2 separate regions of the Homo sapiens genome follow, and region 2 is linked to region 1. A link is a contact called in ENCODE Hi-C or POLR2A ChIA-PET data. All regions are on one chromosome and are shown on one strand. Each heading gives the region's core, a stretch centred on a gene start or an enhancer-like site at or near the end of the contact. The rest is flanking DNA. Distances are from core to core; before and after follow the strand shown.

Evidence for each region. Hi-C counts contacts between places; a loop is a spot of excess contacts on that map. ChIA-PET counts read pairs that join two places held with the same protein, here RNA polymerase II (POLR2A). Pooled maps may share reads with other maps.
Region 2: a loop to region 1 is called in a map with no recorded cell type, with 7 times the contacts of the local background. The contact joins two enhancer-like sites. A Hi-C loop is called at or near these places in 6 of 168 maps with a recorded cell type or tissue (B cell, GM12878, OCI-LY7 and 3 more), 36 of 37 single-sample maps with no recorded cell type and 9 of 50 pooled maps. POLR2A ChIA-PET finds 5 or more read pairs at or near these places in 6 of 52 experiments (GM12878, HCT116, K562 and 3 more).

The regions. Positions count from the first base shown.
Region 1 is chr2:45,727,244-45,731,294 of GRCh38, forward strand. All of the region lies in intron 1 of PRKCE (protein kinase C epsilon), which reads left to right. Among named protein-coding and RNA genes, the nearest start is that of PRKCE-AS1, 54 kb to the left of the region's middle. RefSeq lists enhancers at 2,494-2,573, 2,954-3,093. Within about 2 kb of position 2,013, at least 5 of the 41 ENCODE cell types and tissues checked have a DNase peak (open chromatin) inside an H3K27ac peak, as active enhancers do.
Region 2 is chr2:45,679,457-45,683,507 of GRCh38, forward strand. The region is part of intron 1 of PRKCE (protein kinase C epsilon); the gene reads left to right. Among named protein-coding and RNA genes, the nearest start is that of PRKCE-AS1, 6.0 kb to the left of the region's middle. Within about 2 kb of position 2,400, at least 6 of the 41 ENCODE cell types and tissues checked have a DNase peak (open chromatin) inside an H3K27ac peak, as active enhancers do.

The DNA.
Region 1 (4,051 bases), core at 763-3,262:
ATTTAGCATAAACCAAATACATGGTGATAAGGGAGATACAGTAAGATCTTTTGGAAGTCTTTTTATGGAAACTGATGTGTATTGAAGGTAGAAGACAAGCAATGGCGGAATGTTGTGTATGTCCAACCAGTGCACAAAAGTGGGAGTGGGTACCTCTAATGGGAGAGATCACTGGGGGCTTCCCGGAGGACGGGGTTCAAACTCTGCCTAAAGGATAAGGATAAGAGGATTTGGACTAGGAGGGAGGGCATTCCAGGTAGCTTAGAGGATTTGACCAAGCTTTTGTACAACATCTGTCATTCCACCCAGATGTTCTGCTGGCCATCATTTGCTCCCTGATGCCTTTAGTTTCTTGCCATTGCATTGGTTGGACTCTGCTTCTTGACTTCACATTGGGGCATGTGTTTTATTTTATTTTATTTTATTTTTAAGACGGAGTCTCGCTCTGTCACCCAGGCTAGAGTGCAGTGGTGCGATCTCGGCTCACTGTAACCGCTGGCTCCTGGGTTCAAGCGATTCTCCCGCTTCAGCCTCCTGAGTAGCTGGGATTACAGGTGCCCGCCACCACACCCAGCTAATTTTTGTATTTTTAGTAGAGACGGGGTTTCACCATGTTGGTCAGGCTGGTCTCAAACTCCTGACCTCGTGATCTGCCTGCCTCGGCCTCCCAAAGTGCTGAGATTACAGACGTGAGCCACCGGGCCCAGCCAGGGCATGTATTTTTACAGTAAACTCTGGGAAGCCAAGATGGAAAATAAAGCCCTTACTGGCTTAAACCAGGCTGAGGGAGATGGTCTCTTGAGTAAACACCATGCCTCGCTTTCTGTTTAAGCGTATCTTTTCTTTTCAAGCCTGCTCCTTCTGTGTAAGTGTATTTTTCAAAGTGTGACTCCACATCCTTTCAGAAAGTCCTTCGTATCCCATCAAGGGAGTAAGGTGATGGGTGAGAAGCTACTCTAAATAAATTAAGGGTAGTATCTGTTTTGGCTTCAAAGGGCAAAGGATCAAGGTTAGGGCAAGTAGAAATTTCTCCCTCTTGATTTTAAGTGAAATTTTTTATTTTTATTTTTATAAGACCCTAATTGCCTGCTTCATACCTAGAAGGCCAGAAACATTCCTGGATGTTGGACTAGCAAGCCAGAGAACAATCTAAGCAATGCCATTTCACTGGCCCCTTCTTCACCAGAACCCTTCCCCCAATAGTCCCATGCCCAAACACACGCACTCTTCACAGTATCCTCTTGTGCATGCTGCTTGCTTTGAGGGTGGTGCAAGTGCTATTGGGTGTCATTTTATATTACAGTTGTAATGCCCACGTGCCGCTGGAATCTTTGTATCTTAGTCACAGACTTCTAGAGTGTCTGAGCTGGAAGGAACCTTCATTCTCAGCCCCTTGTTTTACAGATGGGGAACTGAAAGCCCCCAGGTTGCCTGACTGTAAGTTGAGGTCTGTCTTCACCAGTTCATGGTTTGTTTTCAGTATCTGAGCAATAACAGCTGCTAATTATTGAGGCCCTGTGCTGAGTGCTTTTCATGCATCATGTCACTTATTTTTCATAACAACTGTATGAGGAAGGTATGACCATCATCTCTCCTTTAAGGTTAGAGAGGTTGAGTAATGTGTTTAGAGTTGGGTGTTGGAGCTGGGTGTTAGCAAAGATTTGAACTCAGTATACGGTGGCACTGGGGCACTGGCTCCTAACTGGTAGGCTGTGCTGCACTGTGTTTGCCAAGTGAGGCTGCCTCTATTCCCACTTCTTCCCTCACTTCCCATCGTCTTTCTTTTTCACTGCCCCACCAGGGATCTTGCTCTCAACTTGCCAAGGTAGGATTCCGACCATGGCTACCATGATGACTTGGAAGCCTGGACTCCAAAGGAAGGAGTTCCAAAGCCTTGATCAATGGAACAGAGGCATTGTCCTTGGGACCCGAAGGAGCTGATACCACGTCACTTATACCAGGATCCTTGCTGGTTAATTCACATAGGGCGGTGGAGGACACAGTGCAGTCTCTGTTTGCACTGGCTTATGGGAGACTGAGCAAGATAGAGTAGAGAGAAAGTAGATGAAAGGTGCCATGAAAGCCATCCTCAGCTCAAGCCTGTGTCTTCTTAGCAGGGGTCATTGCATCCTCTTTATTATCAAAGGGTGTGATCCTAATACGCTTATGAGACAGCCAGTGTAGATGTGATATCAAGCCAGCTCGGCCCTCCCTGGAGCCTCCATCATATGCATCTATGTGTCCCCCTTCATTACTTTCCGATTCCTTTTCCCCCTCCTACAGCAATAGCCTGAAGGATATTTTTAGGCCCCAGTGAGGCTGTGATCACTGACCCTTGGCTTCTGAAAATTTTTACACCGTTTTGAAGGGATGTGCATACTCAGGAATACAGCTATTTTTGAATCTGTACTAGAGATTCTAGGCTGTATCCTCCATGGGGGCTTATTTTTTAAGTTTGAGCAGAAAATATTCCAAGGGACATTGGTAGTGTAATGGATGATGAGCCTGTATGCTGATGCTGATTAGGCCAGAGTGGGTCCAGACTGCTCTGGCCATCCTTGACCGGAGGAAGAACTAGTACGTCCACCTTGCCTCAAGGGGAGCAGATCTGTCAATGGCTCAAAGCCTGGAGTGCAGTTCCTACTAGCTCCACCTGGAGTCTTAAAAGAGGAACAGATCAGCATGGAGGAGATCTTTGGGTCCTGGGCATTTTGCATTTTTTAAGGGTATAGAGTCATACTTTTATAGTTCAACAACATTGACAAGAATGGATGTTTTGAGTCCGTTGGTTAACCTTGGATTTGAAAAGAGGAAGAAAAACAGAAACCACACATTAGCAGGGCAGCACTGAGGTTACAGTCATGTTACCATAGACGCCAGGCTTGAAGAGCCGTTTGGGGACAACAGAGCACAACACTGGAAAAATAAATTTTTTAGAGACAGGGTTCCGCTCTGTCACCCAGACTTGAGTGCAGTGGTGCTCACTGTAACCTCAAGTTTTTGGGCTCAAACAACCCTCCCATCTCAGCCTCCTGGGTAGCTAGGATTACAGGTGTGGGCCACCATACCCAGCTAATTTTTTATTTTTTATTTTTGTAGAGATGGAGTCTTGCTGTGTTGCCCAGGCTGGTCTCAAACTCCTGGCCTCAAGTGATCCTCCTACCTTGGCCTCCCAAAGCTCTGGGATTACAACTGTGAGCCACCAGTTGTAATTTTTTTTTTTTTTTTTTTCCCGAGACAGAGTCTCACCCTGTTGCCCAGGCTCGAGTACAGTGGCACAATCTCGGCTCACTGCGACTTCTGCCTCCTGGGTTCAGGCAATTCTTGTGCCTCAGCCACCTTAGTAGGTGGGATTACAGGTGTGCACCACCACACCTGGCTAATTTTTGTATTTTTAGTACAGACAGGGTTTCACCCCATTGGCCAGGCTGGTCTCAAACTCCTGGCCTTAAGCTATCTACCCGCCTCAGCCTCCCAAAGTGCTAGGATTACAGGTGTGAGCTACCATGCCTGGCAAGCACAACATTTTTAATTTTCAAGAGCTACCAGTTTCTTTTCTGTCTCTGAAGAGACACTTCTCCCAAGGAAATTTCCATTAAAAAATTAATTTTGTGTGTCTGCCCGACAGATCATGGGAGACAGAGTGCTGTTATTTGTAAAACATTTTTAAAAATACATTTTTACCTTTATGGAGCAATGATATTCCTGGATTTATCTAAAAGGAAAATCTGACTGGTGTGGAAGAACAAGTGGAAGCTGTTAATGAAAATTTTGAAGTGAAGGAAATAGGAATGTGGGAATAGTGGGAGCCTGGGTGTTCTCTAACCAGGGAGAACTCTCAGGCAGAAAGTGGCTACTGTGGACAGTTTAGAGACTGGTGAGTTTAGGGCCTGTTGATTTCTGTTATTAGTTAGCATTGGCCTTTGTGTTTAGAGAGGAAGATGGTTATTACAGCTAGTGTCAGGAGAGCAAGGGGTGTCTTAATGGAGTTATGCACAGTTTTTGCCTATGACAACTCAGCCTCTTGGGCTCAGAGCATTCACTTAGACAG
Region 2 (4,051 bases), core at 1,150-3,649, 47 kb before region 1:
CAATCTAACAGGGAAAATAAAGTCCATATATATTAAAATCTAAGTCTGTTTATAATAAGTGCCAAGTAGACAATATGGACAGGAAGTACTGTGGATCTAAGGAGGTCAAGCTCATGGGTGTACAGGTTGTAATAGTTATGAAGCCTTTTCAGTAGCAGTAGAACTTGAATGATGGGGTGGATCGGGATAATGCACAGAGTGGGTGCATGTGGAACACTTACAAGAAGAGGGGATATGGGGAGCTGATGTCCACCAAGAACAGGGAGCCTGTAGTCTGCGGGTGTATGTGGGGCCCTGCTGTAGTGGTGTTGATTGACCTCTGTAGGCACTTTGCCTTCCTTCTTCTGTGTTCCCTCCAGCTAGGGTAGAGAGGACTGGTTCAGCTTGGCTCTTCCGGGCCTGCCCAAAGGACCATGCAACATGAAGGTGAAGTCCTTGTAGAGCAAAGGGCATGAGAAGTCTCTCTTCTAAACCTAGGCTCTGCCCTGTCTCCATAATTTTATTTCATGATGTTAGATCTGGGAAGAGATTTAGCACATTTCTGTATTAGTAGAGCATTTGAGGGAGATGATAACTATTAAACAAGAGAGGTAAAGAGAAACATTCAGAGATGAACAGGTTTATTGGGATAAAGAGTGAGGGTACAGATTTGAGGCTACCATTCACAGACCAGGGCTAGCTATTCTAGAAACAATAGATGTCATTAGACAAATAATGACATGATGGTTTGATATTGGTGTTCTAAACCTCCAGAGGTTAATAACTTTGTTGGATTTCAGTGGTGGACACCAGCAATCTTAGGAGGTCTAGCAGCAAGACTGGTTCTTGCCAAGTTAGGAGATGTTAGTTTGTTAGTGCTGATTGGATGGAATAAGCATACAACCGCTCTGTGTGCCCCCTTCTTTCCCCTCTGCAGGGTGTGAGAATGGAAAAAGAGAATTACACTTCTGATAACCTAAATATTCGCTAACCTGTGGTGGGGATGCTTATTTTGGCCTTTTAGGCGCAAACTTGTTTCTTTAACTGTTAGTTTTATGGTGCCCAGGGTTAAACTTTAAAGTTGGACTGTTTACATGCTTGCGACATGGTGAACCAAACGGGGAAAGTAAGATAAAAACAGGCTTGATAAAGGCCAGCCGACTTCTGCCAGTAGGCTAAAACTCACAGACTCTCAGATATATACATACATATATGGCCAAGATGTCTTGCTGTTAAATGGTCTTTAAGAGAGCAGAAAAGCCTTTTTAACAAATGCACCTATTGTAGAGTCTTTCCAATAGCCTATACCTTTCAACTTGTGAAGATAAATAAGAACATATGGTTTGTCTCAACATGCTTTTAACAAAAACCAGATGAACACATGTAAAACAATTAGAGAGTTGTCTTAGGTACCCTGAAGTTCTTATACAGGATATTTGCTCTTCATTCAACGTTTATTGACTACCTACTGTGTTCCAGGCCACCAGACCCTGTGTTAGAGGTTAGAGATTTAAAACTCTAGTAACTTATGTATTATAATCTATACATGTCATTTAAAGACATAGCATTTTTGGGCTGAGTGCGGTGGCGCACGCCTGTAATCCCAGCACTTTGGGAGGCCGAGGTGGGTGGATCATGAGATAAGGAGTTCAAGACCAGCCTGGCCAAGATGCTAAAACCCCGTCTCTACTAAAAATACAAAAATTAGCTGGGTGTGGTAGCATGCACCTGTAATCCCAGTCACTCGGGAGGCTGAGGCAGGAGAAGCGCTTGAACCCAGGAGGCAGAGGTTGCAGTGAGCCGAGATCACCCCACTGCACTCCAGCCTGGGAGACAGAGCAAGACTCTGTCTCAAAAAAAAAAAAAAAAAAAAAAAAAAAAAAGGCATAGCATTTTCTTAATATAATAAGCCTCCTGGTGGGAAGTAATTGTGATTGAGTGTCTAGGGCAATGTAGTTATCCTAAATTTTAACCAGGTGATTTTAAAATCACCATTTGGAAAATGGTCCCATTATATCTATTTGTAAACTGAGTCATGAAAAAGTTGTCAGAGTACCCAGGTAGGCGTTTATGATGCACCTAAGTACAGGCCAGCCAAAATTGTTTTGGTTTTGGTGCTTCCACCTGTGATTAATGTCCCACTTGACTCCTTGAGCTGTTTCATCTGAAATTATATTCCTGAAATTCATCTGGCTCTGCTGATTATCTCTACCTGGGCCTGTGGATGAGATCAGAGAGACCAGAGCTGGGGCTATTTCTTGGTAATGCAACTGCCATTCCCCATGCGTGGACACAAATAGACAATGCCTGTGGGAATCCAAACCCCAAGGACTGTGAGAGGCATGCATGCCCTGTATTAAAGCAGCAGCCTGGCTTGGTGCTCACTAAGTGCATGGTCAGCAGTCACTACTCCTGTGACATGTATTGTCTGAGTCACTCATTTGGCACTTATTACATCCTGTCTTGGGTTATTAGTAACCTTTGCATGCATTTGTTTCTCCTCCCCAGCCACACCGCCCCAGTGGTGCAGACTCAGGGTTCTCCTCGCCATTCAAATTCTTCACCAGTGCTCTTTATGGGCAGTAAACTTGGTTTTTATTTTAATTATGAAATGGTAGTGTTTAAGCTTATTAAAATATAAGTGTTGTTTATCCAAACAATCATAAATGAACTTATTAAATTTTTTACAAACAGCTTTACTGAGACATCTCTGACATACAAACTGCCCATATTTAAAGTGTAGAATTTGATAAGTTTGAACTTCATAATATGATTTCTTATTCTTTTTTTCAGATAACATGATTTCTAACTCATTTTTTACAGATAACATGATTTCTTACTCATTTTCTTTTTCAAAATGATGTTTGATGAGCACCGATTTTACAGAGGGTGCCTGTCTGAGAGTACGAGGTAGGAACTTTTGAAATAACACACTGGTGGTAAGGGGGTAGTTTGGTTCCCAGATAACTTTGAGATTCTAGTTTTATTTTTTATTTATTTATTTTTTTTGAGACAGAATCTTGCTCTGTTGACCAGGCTGGAGTGCAGTGGCACGATCTTGGCTGACTCCAACCTCTGCCTCCTGGGTTCAAGTGACTCTTGGGCCTCAGCCTCCCAAGTAACTGGGATTACAGGCACACATCACCTTGCCTGGCTAATTTTCTTTTTGAGATGGAGTTTCACTCTTGTTGCCCAGGCTGGAGTGCAATGGCGCGATCTCCACTCACTGTAACCTCCACCTCCTGGATTCAAGCAATTCTCCTGCCTCAGCCTCACAAGTAGCTGGGATTACAGGCATGTGCCACCATGCCTGGCTATTTTTGGTATTTTTAGTAGAAACGGGGTTTCATCATGTTTCAACTCCTGACCTCAGGTGATTCACCCACCTCAGCCTCCCAAGGTGTTGAGATTATAGGTGTGAGCCGCCACGCCCAGCCAAGATTCTAGTTTTCTGCCACGGTAAATTGAGGTGTTCCTGGCATATAGTAGGCAAGAAATAAAGCCTGTTTATTGAAGGCTATGTGTATGTAGTTGTAAAGTCACCTCAGTTCTCTTTACGAAAAAAGAATATTGTACGTCTTTTATTTATTTTTAATGGGGGAATAGTTTGTAATGGCCTTAGTAACTTTGAGCATTTTATCCTCTTGACAAATCCAGCAGAGATTTTACTTCCTGAATGAAAGGATACTGGCTAGCCAAGCGTTGGTTGAAATGTTCAGTGGGGAAAGTAAGTTGATATTCCTATCACCGCAGAATCTCTTTGTCTCTGGATTTCCCTTTGATTTTCACAAGGACTGAGCAAGTCCTGCAGGTAATTCAGTGCCAGGGCAGGCTAGCTGAGTTTTAATTGATGCTAATTAGCACCCCCATAGACTGTGACAATTTTTTCCCCTCAAGCAGTCAGCCAAGTGGCATTAGGAAATGTGAGACATCTTTCTTTGGAATCGTCATAGGAGCAGAACTATTTTCAGGCCCAGTCTCCTTGGCAGGTCTTGCCCTTCTCAGAAATAGTGAGGAAATGAGATAAGAAAAGTAATACCCCGAGGAGTAAGGTGCCAAGTAGTTCTAGACC